3 separate regions of the Homo sapiens genome follow, and regions 2 and 3 are each linked to region 1. A link is a contact called in ENCODE Hi-C or POLR2A ChIA-PET data. All regions are on one chromosome and are shown on one strand. Each heading gives the region's core, a stretch centred on a gene start or an enhancer-like site at or near the end of the contact. The rest is flanking DNA. Distances are from core to core; before and after follow the strand shown. Region 1 overlaps ADAMTS9 (ADAM metallopeptidase with thrombospondin type 1 motif 9). Region 2 holds the start of ADAMTS9-AS1 (ADAMTS9 antisense RNA 1). Region 3 overlaps ADAMTS9 (ADAM metallopeptidase with thrombospondin type 1 motif 9).

The links. Hi-C counts contacts between places; a loop is a spot of excess contacts on that map. ChIA-PET counts read pairs that join two places held with the same protein, here RNA polymerase II (POLR2A). Pooled maps may share reads with other maps.
Region 2: a loop to region 1 is called in a map of sigmoid colon, with 2.0 times the contacts of the local background. The contact joins the promoter of ADAMTS9-AS1 here to the enhancer-like site in region 1. A Hi-C loop is called at or near these places in 3 of 168 maps with a recorded cell type or tissue (Caco-2, esophagus muscularis mucosa and sigmoid colon). POLR2A ChIA-PET finds 5 or more read pairs at or near these places in 1 of 52 experiments (PC-3).
Region 3: a map of prostate gland shows a loop between it and region 1 (2.8-fold over the local background). The contact joins two enhancer-like sites. A Hi-C loop is called at or near these places in 4 of 168 maps with a recorded cell type or tissue (Caco-2, Calu3, endothelial cell of umbilical vein and 1 more) and 2 of 50 pooled maps. POLR2A ChIA-PET finds 5 or more read pairs at or near these places in 2 of 52 experiments (Caco-2 and SK-N-SH).

What each region holds. Positions count from the first base shown.
Region 1 is chr3:64,611,247-64,616,394 of GRCh38, reverse strand. It overlaps ADAMTS9 (ADAM metallopeptidase with thrombospondin type 1 motif 9), which reads left to right. Exons shown (of 40, transcript NM_182920.2): 20 at 225-435; 21 at 910-1,074; 22 at 2,886-3,050. Among named protein-coding and RNA genes, the nearest start is that of ADAMTS9-AS1, 52 kb to the right of the region's middle. Within about 2 kb of position 3,179, at least 12 of the 41 ENCODE cell types and tissues checked have a DNase peak (open chromatin) inside an H3K27ac peak, as active enhancers do; they include sigmoid colon, where a contact is called at or near this core.
Region 2 is chr3:64,559,138-64,564,285 of GRCh38, reverse strand. ADAMTS9-AS1 (ADAMTS9 antisense RNA 1) reads right to left here and starts at 2,940. Exons shown (of 2, transcript NR_110151.1): 1 at 2,518-2,940. ADAMTS9 (ADAM metallopeptidase with thrombospondin type 1 motif 9) reads left to right here. Exons shown (of 40, transcript NM_182920.2): 30 at 2,535-2,708.
Region 3 is chr3:64,665,449-64,670,596 of GRCh38, reverse strand. The region is part of intron 3 of ADAMTS9 (ADAM metallopeptidase with thrombospondin type 1 motif 9); the gene reads left to right. Among named protein-coding and RNA genes, the nearest start is that of ADAMTS9-AS2, 17 kb to the left of the region's middle. Within about 2 kb of position 2,501, at least 9 of the 41 ENCODE cell types and tissues checked have a DNase peak (open chromatin) inside an H3K27ac peak, as active enhancers do.

The DNA.
Region 1 (5,148 bases), core at 1,930-4,429:
TCTGGCTGTCATTCTGTGACTTCTATGTACATTGGCAGCCATGAAAAACACATGGATATGTTGGTTTAAAATTAGATTTTAGCAACTGACTGTGGCTTTGGGCTTCATGGTATTCGAGTTAAGAAAGAAAAAAGAACTCAACTCTTCTATGAATACCAGTTGACTATAGATAAGGCATATATTTTTAACAGAAATGTTGGTTTTGCCCCATTATTTTTGCATAGGTGGCATGTTGCCAGCAGGAGTGAATGTAGTGCCCAGTGTGGCTTGGGTTACCGCACATTGGACATCTACTGTGCCAAATATAGCAGGCTGGATGGGAAGACTGAGAAGGTTGATGATGGTTTTTGCAGCAGCCATCCCAAACCAAGCAACCGTGAAAAATGCTCAGGGGAATGTAACACGGGTGGCTGGCGCTATTCTGCCTGGACTGAAGTAAGTTGGCTCTCACTCAAAGAGTCTTCTTGGATGCTGTCTGATTAGTTGATGGTGGCTCCTTGCAGGTGTGTAAGCCCCATTTAGGCTGTGCGGAAGAGATGACCGTGATTGATTTGTAATGCCTGACCCCATTCAAGCTTTCCAGAATAGAGTAGCATGGTTGATTTGTAATGTCTGACATGGGCATGACGTGTGGAAATTTGGAAGAAGTGGAACAACTCAACTGATTTCTTTTGCATACTCTACAAGCCATTTCCGGTTTTATTTTTATATGCCAATGAGCTAATTTTGAGTTTAATTATAAACCTGGTAAGCAAACTGATAACATGAAAAGATCTCCACCAAAATAACTAGAGTTGGCCAGCTTGTGTGTTGTTTCTTAAGAGCTGGAAGAGACAACATAGCCAGGATCTTCAGCATACTTTATAAGAAACTTAGCAACAGTTTTATTTATTTATTTTGTCCCTACAGTGTTCAAAAAGCTGTGACGGTGGGACCCAGAGGAGAAGGGCTATTTGTGTCAATACCCGAAATGATGTACTGGATGACAGCAAATGCACACATCAAGAGAAAGTTACCATTCAGAGGTGCAGTGAGTTCCCTTGTCCACAGTGGAAATCTGGAGACTGGTCAGAGGTAAGATGGGAGGGCTGTTATTTCCCCTAGGTCATCTCTTACATTCTAGTTCTGGTGCTCTCTATCTGTTTAAGACAAACCCTTGTGCACCTTTCTCCCACCTCTCCCTTTCTCCCTTGTCTCCCTTGAGAAAACAACTCCAGTTCTCTGCCTGCACCATGACTGTCGTACTGGATGTAACTAGTCTACCAGTGACCTCAGGGCACTTTGGGCTTGGCTAGATCACTCACTGTTGTAGCTTCTGTTGTGATTTTGAAGTTGCAGTCCATCACCTTCCCTCCTCTTTGAGCCCTAGCTAAGTCACTGAAAGGAAATCATGGATTTATTAATCATAAAGCTATACTAGCTCACATCTGAAGTCAACATGAAGTTTCCTACTTCCTTGTCTTTGAAATAAGAGAATTAGACCCCAGGGAGTGACCTCTCTGACTTACCCATCCAACTGCAAGAAAAAAAAATAAAACTCGGAAAAAAAAAAAAAGAAAAGAAATGGACCAGACTGAGTATTCCAGATTTATGCCTTTCTCATCCTTTACTTTATGAAGCACAAGGCAAACCCTCCATTGCTTAGCACAGATGGTCCCAGGACAACAAGAGAAAGAAGATGCAGCCTCTTTCTTGCTTTTATGATATAGTATTAGCACTCACTATTAACACAGCCCAGTGTTAACACAGCCCAAGGAGATTCTTACCAAGCAGGGACTCACTCCACGTTCCTTAAGGGGAAGAAGGGAAATAAGAAATACGAAACAGAAGTTTCCTTTTTAATGGGCCAAATCAGGAATATGGGGAAAGAAAAAGTCTCCCTGCTACAGCTCCTACATCCATGCTCTTATCCCATCCTTATAAGTGCAGTATTAACTGCTTATTTTCACCATCAAATAAATCTGAAAAGGATACTCTTAATGCCCCTGAAATGGCAGTCAATTAACAGTGTATTTGATTAACAGTGTCTGATTCCTGGACAAATGAACTGCAAACCTAGTGCTTTAGTTCTAGGTTAACAAATTGCCTTTGCTTAAAAATCTCTAGTATTTGGTTAAAAAAAGATAAGTAGTAGGTTTAAATTTTACTTAGATAGCTAATACTAAAGTATAATTTCAAACTAAGTAACAAACCTTTGCAATAATATGCGATAAAATGGGGGTTGGGAGATCAAACTGTAAATTCACTATAATCCAAAGTTGCTTAAAAAGACTGGAAAGAAAATAATAAAATATTGATAATGGTTATCCTTGGGTAGCGAGATTTTGGGTCATTATAATTTTTTCATTTATGTTTTTCTACAGTTTTCAAATTTTCTACAGTAAGTATGGATAAAATGATGATTACATTTGGCATTTATTAAATGAACATTGTGCCAAGAGCTTTACTTGTATTTGTTTCATTTAGTTTTCACAACCCTTTGCAGTAGACACTAATTCTCATTTTACAGATGAGAAAATTGAGGTTCAGAGAGATCTTGTGACTGGTTATATAAGTGTTAAAACTTAGGTTGATGTGATTTATAATTCCCCATGCTTAACTCCTATGCTATAAAATTATGAATGTTGTTTTTCAAATTTTATAGCATGGAGCTGTGTTTAGTTTATTTTGTGCTCAAAACTGGCCCAGAGACTATAAATATAGAATGAATGAATAAATGAACGAACAAAAGGAAAAAAATGAGGCTTAGTATATTTACAAATTGCTATGGGAGAGTGATTGCTGTGGGAAAAGGACACACCTGTTCCTACTCATCAATAAATAACCCCAGAAACCACAACACATTGATCAGAAATGACCCTGACTAGCTCCGCTTTTCATTACAGTGCTTGGTCACCTGTGGAAAAGGGCATAAGCACCGCCAGGTCTGGTGTCAGTTTGGTGAAGATCGATTAAATGATAGAATGTGTGACCCTGAGACCAAGCCAACATCTATGCAGACTTGTCAGCAGCCGGAATGTGCATCCTGGCAGGCGGGTCCCTGGGGACAGGTATTTTGAACGATAAGATTCTTAACTGCTACATTCTTTCCTTCTTATCTGGAGAGGACTTGCAAAGGAGCATTCCAGTGGTGGAGATTTAACCGCTGTGCCGGGTGGCATGCAGGACACCTCCATGGCACTGGATCAAGCACATGTAACTCTGCAACCATTTTGCCCCCCTTCCAAGGATTGCTGCCTGCCCTCCTGGAGCTGATTACCCTTTTACAGACCCACGTGCCTATCTTTGCCCTTTAGCTTGAGCAGACGAGTGTTTGAACAAATTCACAACAGATTTCATGTCTGGCTGATGTTATCTTCTAGCGTGCCTCTGTGGGTCTGTTACAGAAGGTGATCCAGCACCAGAGTCTCTGGCAGGAAGGTCTGGAATGAGATTTGGAAAAGATATTTTGGCTCCCAATGTCACAATTACAAAGCTCACCTCTCATAAATAAGCCAGACTCTTCAAACATAATTAATTAGATCAAAGGTTGCAAAACCCTCATGCTTGGAAATAATCTTTTCCAAGTCCTCTAGTCTGTAGGTTCCACAGTCTTAACTTGAGCTATTCTTAAAGGAGAGAGTGAAAGTCTCCCTTGGGCTTGCATCTGAGAAGCCACTACTCTCGGAATTAAGTCCTTCCTAATATAGAAGCAGAAGCGTTCAGGGTACTATTTAAGTAGCACTCTGAGTTCCCATTAGAAGTAGAACAGCTGTCTGCTGTCACTTGCGTAATCTCTTGAAGAATGACCCTCCCTTCACCCTGACCAGCCACAGCCACTCAGTCTTTTAGCCTCTATCTTCATTTCCAAATATGCATGCAACAAGTGGAAGCAGTTTTATTATGGCACCCTTACAATTTCTATCACTGATATGGGCACTTTTCTGAATCTTCCCCATTTCATAGCATCCACAGTCCAAATTGCCAATCATGTCTGAATTAATAGGGAGAGTTCACTTATACTTCTAATCTCATCTTCTTTTTGTCTGTATCTGCATAACTTTTAGGGAATAATAAGAGGAGGAGAACACAGCTTAGGGTCACTGTCAAGATCTGAATATAACATCTGTTAGAATTGACAGGCCTGTTTGTCATCTGTCTCTACACCAGGCCATTCCTAGCACATCTTATAATTAGAGATCTTTTTTTTTCCTTGAACTGAACATGCAGTTCAGGGGAACAGTTTTTTGGAGGTGTTATTTAAGGGTCGTAAATATTCATAAGAGAAATTTTGCAAAATGTAATTCAGCAAAAAGAAGAAAACCAAACCCAGTCCTACCTCTACACTGAAGAAATTAGTTGTTGCTAACATGTTTATGATTTGCTTCTAATATTTTTTAAATTAATATTGTGACTGTACTCTGCCAATTGTTTGTTTTAATGGAAATGAAACTCACATAATACAAAATGAACCATTTTAAAGCGAACAAATCAGTGGCATTTAGCATATTCTTAATGTTTTGCAACTACCACCTTTACCTAGTTACGAAACTTCATCACCCCAAAAGGAAACCTTGTATACATTAAGCCAGGGGTCCCCAACTCTTGGGTCATGGGCCATGGGCCATGGCCTGTAAAGAACCAGGCTGCACAGCAACAGTTGAGTGGTGGATAAGCATTACCGCCTGAGCTCCACCTCCTGTCAGATCAGCAGCAGCATTGGATTCTCAGGAGTGCAAACCGTATTGTGAACTGTGAGATCTAGGTTGTGAACTCCTTATGAGAATCTAATGTCTAATGATCTGAGGTGGAACAGTTTCATCCCAAAACCACCCCCACCCACCCCATCTGTGGAAGATGTCTTCCATGAAACTGGTCCTGGGTGCCCAAAAGTCTGGGGACCACTGAACTAAGCATTTGTTCCCCACCCCACTCTTCCCTCAGTCCCTGGCAACCACCAGTCTGCATTGTGTTTATGGATTTACGTATTCTGGACATTTCATAGAAATGGAATCATGCAATTTGTGGCCTTTTGTGCCTAACTTCTTTCACATACCGCAGTGTTTTCTAGATTCATCTATATTGTAGCATGTATCAGTACTTGGCCAAAGAATATTCCATTGTATGGCTATACCAAAATTTGTTTATCCATTTATCCCTCAATGGCCA
Region 2 (5,148 bases), core at 1,691-4,190, 52 kb after region 1:
TGAGTTCTGCATACTAGCATTGCACAGTGGGGAGTAGAGAGAGATGAAACATAGCTCCCAGCTCAGGAGTTCAGAGTGAAAAACGTCTACTTTGAAACCTGCACGAATAGACTGTGGTGGTGGGATGATGGCTGTGGGGGGAGCACATTAATAGAGGCCATTCAGATGTTTTCATCTGCAAACGAACTAAAAGGTGTACTGAACAGAACAAGAAAACTTGGATTTACACACACATACACATACCACCACCATCACTGCCTCCGGGGTCACACAGAGGTCTTTCTGCTGCTGTTTTATTCATGGGGTGCCTGCACAAATCTCTCAGAATTCCAAGCAAGCCTGGCTGGCTCTCTATGCAAACTGTTGCCTCCCTTGAGATAGCACAGGAAGAAAAGTTGAACACAGAAAACTAACTCCGATGGAGTGGACCTCATTTTGAGCAAAGATTACTGTGAATGCATTATTCAGAAAGGCAGGCTTGTACCTTGCTGTGAGCACTTAAGTCATGTAGAAACTTTTGAATGTGGTATTTCAAAGCTGGCTTTGCATCATGAAAATCAGAAGCCAGAATGACATATCGTATAATTGAACTTTCCTGTGTCTTAATTTGTCTTTTGAAAAATTATCAAACATTGTAGGAAGTGATTTTTTAAATGTTGGATACTTATGGCTCTTAGTACCGTGCCTTCGTTGAACCATAAGTAATTTTTTCAATTACAATAGCTTCAAAAAGAGGTTTCATTTATTTAGTAGCCTGAATAGTCTTATACATTCTAAAAGTCTTTAAATATGTTTTCATTTTTCTTTAGGTTATTAAAACATTATGAGATTCTGCATATAGTTGAGTCCTATACCAAACTCAAATTTGTTTACAATATTCTTTCTGTATTTGTATTTGGATATATTGTTCCAGAAACGTGCTCTTTTATATTTAAGACCCCAAATTGAAATAGTCAAAAGACTTTTTGGTTGTTGTTTATTGATGATGATAATATTTGAACATGTCCATCATTTATGGGGTAACTCTATCATGTTACAGTACATTCTTTTCCAGTGTAATCAATGGGAAATATTATTCATGTAGCTCTAATGAGCATTAAATGGCCATTCTCTATAGATAGGGTCATCACTTGTGTTCAGGAATCCTCCCATTACACCCAGGACATAATGACTTTAAAAGTCTGGTTTCTTGTGGGTCACAAACTCATTCAATCCAATTAATACAATTGAGCCCAAACAATAGTAGCTATGTTGATCCAAAATATTTTCTTCTGTTCAGCTAGCTTTGATGTGAACATATGGTTCTCCTCTCTGGCATAGATTTATCTGAAACAGTATGATTTCTCAAGTTACCTTCTAAATATCGTTACCTGTTTTCTTAAAATCTGAAATGGAGAGAAAATTACCATTCAGCAGAATACATTTGGGTGTGATTCTTGATAGTAAATTTCCATTAATAGTCTCAAAGAAAGTTGAATGTTGCTACAGGTTAATTGGAAAATAATTTTTTCAAGTTTGAAAGGTCATGATTCTATTATTTAAGAAGACTTCCTCTTAGGAATATGGCTTTAATGTATGTTAAGCTTATTTTCTCAACACCAGACCAAAAAATGGAGGCTGAGCTATCACAAAAATTTGGAAATAATTTTTAATAGCTAAGTGTAATAATATACCATTCTTTCCAAATGTTGCCTTTAGTTTCTGGCTGTCAAAACCTTAATCAAGACAATAATTCTTGGCCTGGCCATAAGTGAGATTATGAAACCCAGCAATGAGGAAACCATTAAAAAATTAATTTAGAGGAAAGTTAATTGCAGATTTAATATGGTGTTTTGCAAGTTGGTCAGCAAAATGTTTCAACATGATTAACAATATTTTTCAAGGGCTGAAAACATTAAGCCCGAGGAAATGGTTTTTCCTGTCAGCTTTTATTCTTCATATATTCATCTGAGGTTGTAAATAGACACAAATTCTTTAGTGAATTCTGTGGTTAAAAAAATATCGCCTTATCTCCATGAATAGGAGCAAGAAAAGGAAGAGACTGGAGAAAATAATTCTACTTATAAAGTCCTAAAATCTTCAGTGGTTTACTTCTCCTTGGGTTATATTTTTAATCTGCCAAGAAATTCTTCTTGTACAACACTGTCTCTCCAGTTTTCATGAGTCTCAAATCCTCCAGGATAGAAATCATTTCAAGTTTTCATTTCTCATGGCAGCACTATTTCCAGGTTGTGCTAAATGATTCATAATGATTTTTATTAACCTCTTCAATCCTCTAAGAATTACATTAACTTGAGGGATTCCTCCAAACTTGAGCACCTTCCTCACTCTCCAGCGTGGATAAGATAAGCAGTGAGTTTCCAGGTTTAAGACATGATCTAGGATCCCTTTCATTGCAAATTAGAAAGCGATGTGATAGCTATGAAAGTCATTGGATTAGGAGTGCATTCCCCTCCTCTGTGACCCTCGACACCCCCCGCCCCCCCAAAAAATAAATGAGCCGAAGCTCCCACTTACGTTCTCTGTCTTCTTAGTGCTCTGTGTCCTGTGGCCGAGGCGTACAGCAGAGGCATGTGGGCTGTCAGATCGGAACACACAAAATAGCCAGAGAGACCGAGTGCAACCCATACACCAGACCGGAGTCGGAACGCGACTGCCAAGGCCCACGGTGTCCCCTCTACACTTGGAGGGCAGAGGAATGGCAAGAAGTAAGTAGAGCCACAAAGGGGTACCTGCCAGGCATTTCACGTGTGCGCCCCTTGCTATCCTCACATCTGTTCCCTATAAAGCCAGAGAAGTCACCGAGCACGGTTACAATGCTGGCTCTTTCCCAAAAGGTTCACTGTCAGACTCGCGCATTCGCTCCAACAAGGGTGGGAGAACTTCTTGTTTTTAAGCAATTCCTACGTCTGTCTGTATTCCTGAGTGTTCCAAGTCTGGCCGCCTCAAAAAAAAAAAAAAAAACTTTAACAGGCTGTGGGCCGAATGCATTCAGATATCTTTCACAGAAGGAGGGGGAGATAGAAGGAATATTTTAAATACGTGTCTCCAGATTTGGTCATTCTGTATCTGTTTAAATAGCCGCAGGGCAGACTTTAGGTAGAACCTACTCTGTATTTTTCCTCTTTCTATGACTTTGGCTGTCAGGTAGAAGATAGGCATTCATGTGAAACCTTGATTAATTAGTGAAAGATTTCTAACATTTAAAAAAAAAAAAAAAGGATGGTATCTGAAGAAACTGCTCCGTTGATGGTCCGTGCAGAAGTGGACAGGCCTTGCTTTTTCCCTGGCTTCAAGTTAATGTTTGGTTAAGGAAAACATTGTGTCCATGGGGAAAAGTTTGGCCAGGGAGGTTTTATAGGAGGTAACCTCTGTTTCCAGAACAGAAGATTAAACTGTAGAAAAGGGGGGGAAAGAATTAGAAAGCAAAACAATATCCACTGATGTTGGCATAAAAAACAAAATGCATGCTGCTTGAGGTGCAGAGATAATGAAAAATAAGGCAGGAAATTCCCCACCATGAAGAGTTTTTCAGAACATAAAGAAAGGGTATGGTTTGGAGAACAGTTAGACTGTACCCCTGGCACTGTGCTGGGTACTTTTTGTTCATTGCTTCCCTTAATCTTTTTAACCACCAGACAAGGTGAGCATTATTATTATTATCATCATCCCATTTTGCAGGTGAAAAAACTGAGGTTCACAGAATCTGTGTCATTTGTCCAAGTGTCACATACCTAGCACCTAGCAAGTGGAAGAAGCAAGACTTCATGCTAAGCTTGTTCTCTTAAACCATTAAGAAATACTAGAACTGCATTCTTTACCCCATTGGGATTCAGCCGCCCAGCCCTGTCTTCCTCTTCCCTCGCCTCCTCATGGATTACTTCCATTGGTTGCAGTAATTTCTTTTCTTTAGGAAACTCACCCTCTCCATCTACTCAGTCTTTTTCCTGTTTTCCTTCTTTACTTTTTTATTCCCACCAGACAGTGGCAGGGAGGAATGCCTAAAGCAGTTACATTTCAGATTAACAGCTCTTGAGCCACACCAGTTATTTGGAACCCTAGAGACTATAAAATTCTACAGACTTGGTTCATATCCTAGCACTGCCACACATTAGCCAAGGGAATTAGAACAAGGATTCTTGATTTCTCTGAGCCTTGGATTATCCATTTGTAGAATGGGGATAAAATAACTTTTCAGAGTTGTTCTGAGAAAACTGGAGGTAATAGTGTTATCTATTATGGTTTGGGGATTGGCAACGTCAGATATAGAAGGAAGAGGAGACTCCCTCATCTCTCTCGCTCTCCCCCTCAGTGTGACCTCTTGATTCTCTTTTTTTCAGACCTACCATGGCCTGCTCTCTCCATCTCCCTCTTTGTGTCACGCTAAACTCAACCCTGCTCCGAGGAGCGGAAAGTAAGAGAGTGTTCAGAAATGAATCTAAGCTGACTGCTTGTGCTTTAGCCAGCTTTTGAAAATGCTAGAGCCAATCACGAAAATGCACACTCTGTTTACAATTCCTTTTGCATCCCGAAGAATGGAAAAACCTTGCCACATATGCACTGAGGAAATTCCTCTTCTCTGATCATGCACAATATGCCTAAAATTTACTTCTTTGCATGTGTCGTGCAGATGGATCTTTTTTAAACCTTACTCAAATATTCCTGTTAAACTCTGTGGAAGAATAGACGGCTTCAGGAGATAACCTGGCCTGGGCCTCTATTTAAGAAGCTTACTAGAGGGTTGCCATTCTCACAAAGAGAAAAGACTCTGTGAGTAACAGGAAAAGCAGAGTCTAATAGTCACCCTCCTGGGAACACGCTTTCTCATCTGCCTTCACCCAAAGTGGAGGGTCTAAGGAAGGAATACTGGGGTGGTGAAAGTGGACGGAATATCATAGGAGTATCTCCTATGATATTCCTATGGTATTCTACAGGAGGCCTCTCATTGGCAGAGTGAGGCCCAGGGCAGCTGGAGGTGGGGAGAAGCCCCACCAAAAGTCTTCATGTTTCCCATACATGCAAGGCCTGCTGACAGCCTGCTCAGAATGTCCCCAAAGCAGCAAGACTGAGCGTGAAGGACGACAGTAACTGGGCAATTACCTTAATTGATCAAATCAGGAAAAGGGTGGCCACGCCTCCTGTTTGCCT
Region 3 (5,148 bases), core at 1,252-3,751, 55 kb before region 1:
CCAGATTGTGGCTTGTCTTTCAAAAAGTCTCTTAATTTGCAAATGCTTATTTCATACATAGCTTCTTTATTTTATCGCCAATACTTCATGCACCGTAGATTTCATGCAGTCCCAGAACTACATAGCAAGAAAGTATAGTGGAGCATGCAGTATAGAGCTTGCCCAAAAAATGGAATAGGAGAGGTGTATTTAGGATTTATTATTCAAAGCCATGGTCTAGGCCAAGAGAAAAGGCAGTTGTTATTTTTATTGCTCATCTGTATCCAGAAACACAACTCTCCATGTCCAACCAGTGTACTTTTTGATGGGAATGTGTTGTCTTAGCTCAGGGGTGAAAACAGGTCCAGGGGAGCCTCTGCATAGGTAAGAATGCAACTGTGTTGTTTTGCATGTATGTTGCATGTGTGTATGTGCATGCAGACAGGAGAGAAAGAGAGAGCCAGAGGGACAATGAGACTGAGACAGAGACAGAGGTAGAAGAGTTTGGTATTAATAGTATGAGATTCAGTCCTTATGACCACATGCCCTGCTGCTGAAGAGGGATAGAATATATAACTCCATAAATCCTGAAAGCTTCCATTCTGTGCTTTGTGGACAATTTAAATGCTTTTCCAGCGGTATCTTTGATTGTATACTTTTTTTTCTTTCAAGCCAGTTTCCTAATTCTTACATTTCATGTTATTTCATTGTAACAAGTCAGATTAGAGAAAATAGAAGTGGTTTTTCAGAAACTATTATCTGTTTTAGCAGGTCCGAAATAAAATTTTCCCAGTGAGTAATGGAGATGTGTAGACTGTACTCCCCTTAATATAATTTAACATCAGCAAAAGTCCACTCCTTTTGTGTTGTTCTCTCTCTTTTGGAGTTATTCTGTCTTATTCTACCCTGCCACCCTGCTGACTGTTTCATCCATACACTTTCTGACAGTGACAGTGGCTCAGGGGGAATCTCTGTTGGGTTTTGCCCCTTTGGAAACTTAGGACTTCATTTTTAATCATTATTCACTTTTATCTTATAAAATATAAGAATTCATAAATTTTTAATACTGGAGGAAACTTTAGAGAGAACTTCTATTCCAGGCCTTCTCTTTATGGATAAGAGGATCAAGGCCCAGAACTTCGAAGGGACTCCTAATCTTGGAGCTAGAATGAATGGCAAAATTGAACACAGGCCTCTTACTTCCCAGTCCTGTGTTCTTTCCAGGCTGTAACAAAAGGAAAAGCTGCAGATGGTGCCTGGAAAGGGGATGTTCAAAAGTATGACTCAAATGAGCTTTGGGAAGTGCCATTGTATTTAAGTGTGGGAATAATTAAGAATGAACTGGTGAGACTGTTCAAGAAGTTGTCTCAAGCTTATAGAGAAAGATAGAAAGCTTTCAATTCATTTAAGGGATTAAGTTGTCATATCGAGAGTTGAGTGTACAGCAACCAAATATGATTTTAAAATAAATAAACCAATCAAGCCTTTTCTGAGCTGGGCCAGGGTATTGGGGAAGGTGGCCTGTGGCTGGGGAGGAAGACCAGTGAGGTTCACTGGTCATTGGAGCACAGCATGCCCCTGTGGTCACTCACTTCCGTGGTCATGGAACATGGACATTGTGATGCAAAAGGGTTTCAGCTGCAGGCCTTATAAACCAGTCCTCAGTGCCTGTAAACTAGGAGACCTGTGTATCAAAAGAATGTGGGAGATACACTCCCTACGAGTTGCTTAGATGCCTTTTTAAAGAGCTCCAGCCCAACTGCGCTTTAATCTCTGATATGAGAATGATACCTAGACCCACCACAGGCACCACATTCAGCTTCAGGGCCACCCACGAGCTGCAGTGAAATGTCAGATAGCAGGCAGATCCCAGCGGCAGGCCTGGGAGCCACTTCGTTCCAGCAGCCTTAACCTGCTGCTCATTCTAAGTAATGAGAGTCAGCACAGCCCGTGCCTCCAGAGGACTTCCTACCCACCAGGCCCTGTTCCGACACTTTATGTAGACTAAGTCATTTCACCTTCCCTACTGCCCTATTAGGCATGAACTATCATTATTCCCTTTTCACAGATGAGGAAACTGAGGCACAGAGGGCTGAAGTGACTCACCAGAGGTCACACAGATTGAATGCAGAGCAGCTGGGATTTACACACGGGTCTCTCTGATTCCCGAGCTCACACTCTTATCTCCCGTAATACGCTGTCTCTGGTATACACTCTGCAAACACTTCCTGCCTAGAATGCACCATCCTATACGGTCACCAGGAGGCCCTTGAGATGTGGCTAGTGTCACATGTTGAAATAATATTTTGCATAATGGGGTTCAATAGACTCTATTATTAAAATTAATTTCATCTGTTCCTTTTGACGTTAAAAAAACGTGGCTACTAGAAATTCTTAACTTTCACGTGTGGCTTGCATTTTATTTCTACTGGAGAGTGCAAGCTTGGGAGATGCCAAGCCGTGGCACAAAGCAGCCTGAGAGGCAGCCATGGCAAGTGCACTGCAGCCAGGACAGGGTGTCTGTGGGCAGTTGGCACCCTGACAGGCGGAAAGGTCACTCTCCCGCTACTGCTAAGAGATGGAGTGAATCGAAACCAACATTTCCTAAAGGGTACTTTGCAGGATATTAATAGCAAAACTAAATAGTCTCTTAGTAAAACACAGGCCCTGGGATGTTCAGCGTCTTATACTACTTCAAATAGATACTTTAAATATTTTCTCAAGTTATTTCAAGTGTCCCTCAGTTTCCTCATTTCTGAAATGAAGGTAATAGTTCCTACCATATCGGGTTGCTTTGAGGAATAATCAAGTTAATCCATATGAAGTGCTTAGGAGAGTGCCTGACACAGAGAAAAGCAACTCAACAAACGTTGGCCAGTATGATTATAGCCTATAGTCATTGTTGTTATCACACTTAGTTGAAGGAGCTACAGAATGGAGAATGAAAAGGACACAGAAGGGCTTTTGGGGGTAGTGCACCCAGCTCTCATGCCCAAGTCAGCAAATTTAACTCCCCAGGTAGCTGGAGGCACCCACCCCCTTAGAAGGTATTGAGGGGACCCTCAGACACCTTCCACTGCCCACCACCGCCCCTTAAAAGCCAAGAAGCTTCTCAGTTGTTGCCTTCCACTCGCACGCCCTTCTCTCCCTGAGAGGGAAGCCCATCCACACATCCCACCTGCGTCTTGTTATAGTTCTAGTGATGGTGCTGTCCCCATCACTTGCCTCTTAACTTGGCAAAGATCCCGTAAGTTTGGCAATCATGCGACTCAGCACATGTAAACTGGTTTCTTTCCTGCAAGACTTCTCAGGGCTCTTAAAATGCTAATGTGCATGGAGAAAGTTCCAGATGTGCATGCTGTGTTAAGTGTTTTGCAAAGTTAATTGATTTGTTTTTGGAACTATCTTATGGGACTAATGTTCCATAAACCACTCTCATGGAAACATAGTTTATAAAGGTTCAGGCCAGCCCAAAGTGAGTCTTAGCCACAATCTCTTCTGCCACCACTCTTTGTATTTATTTACTGTCAGCACTGTGCATGTAGCACTACTTGACACTGGGCACATCACTTAAAAAAATAATAATAAAACAAAAAAACAACAGCTCACACTATTATTTGTTTGGTTGATTTTTGTTGAGACAGGGTATCCCTATGTTGCATATGCTGGTCTTGAACTCCTAGCCTCAGGCATTCCTCCTGCCTTCACCTCCTAAATTTCTGGGATTACAGGAGGATCCACTGCACCCCATCAAAGATTCTTTCTAAAACAAAATTGTTTTGTTTGAGAATGTCAATATACTAATTTATAAAGATCAGATGTTTTGCATGCTACAAGTAAAACAATACCACTAATAATTATTATTATGTTAAATATGTATTGGACCTGTCCTCTGTGTCATGCCCTGCTTTAAGGGCATTTTATGTATTATCTCTTTTAATCTCCACAGTTACTCTTTGCAGTATGCTGTTATTACCATCATTTTACAGATGAGGAAACTGAGGCTTTAAAGAAGGAAATGACACAAGAAAGGGCAACTAGAGTAGCTTTAGGGGAGGAATGGAAACCAGGGTTGGCCTGGCTCCAGAATCCAAGTGGAACACCACAGATGATTCCTGTGCAGACTTCCTTCTCTCTGTCAAGCTTGGGTGGAGCAGAAAGGGGTCTCGCCTTGCTCCTGAATCCTCCCTTTGGTCCTGTGCTCTGTGAAGTCACAAGGTAGCCCAGCGCCTTGAGGAAACTCAGTTAAATTTTGATAAACCTTACAAAATAGAGAGCAATAATTAACTTTCCAACTGTTAATGTTAACATTCAGATCTCCTCGGCCCAACCCCATTTGGTAGGAAACACTTCAGTGAGTAACCACTGAATAACGAGGCCTGGCTGGTATTTGCTGAAATAATTCCAGTTATTTAGTAACATACTGTGCATTTTATTGTATTGCAACGTGAAGTGAAGCTCATTTAAAACATTTTTACCAATAAATCAGCAGATGTTAAAGTTTTTTGCTGTGAGGTTTTTTAAAATAAGGATACTATCTTAAATTTTTGTAATCCTTTTTTTAAAAGATTGGACCCACGTTTTATTCTTGTTTTGTCATTGCTGTTGTTTATTTCAACTTATCTAGCCCAGTACTTGGCACAAAATCGATGTTCCACGAGTGAATTTTTTTAAAAATGTAACTTATAATTTATAAGAAATTCTCTATATGCTTTCTTATTTAATTCTCAAAATAGCCATAAGATGGAAGCAAGTATTTATATGCCCATTTAAAGGTCAGGAAACTGAGGCCCAGAGAAGTGACTCAGAAAAGAGCCTTCATATGGGATAGTAGGGTGAAGACCAGCCCTCAGCACTTCTGGTTTTGTAGTTCCTCCTTTTTTCACAGTATTAAAAAGTTGGATGTCAGAAATGCAATCAGGCACACTCTGTGCTGATTTGCCCCACTAGGAGTATACAGCTCATGGCTTTGAAATTGTTAATGTAAGCCAGAAAATTGTTTTTAAGCACACTTAGTCACTCTACCTTAAATGGTTCCTTTTAGTTCCAACTCACTTTATGACTTTGTGACTGGCAAAAAATAGAAAAATATGATAATGATATTTATTCATTCGTTCCTATGCACTAGGCACTGTGCTAGCCCTTTGCATGCATGATCTCCAATTATTC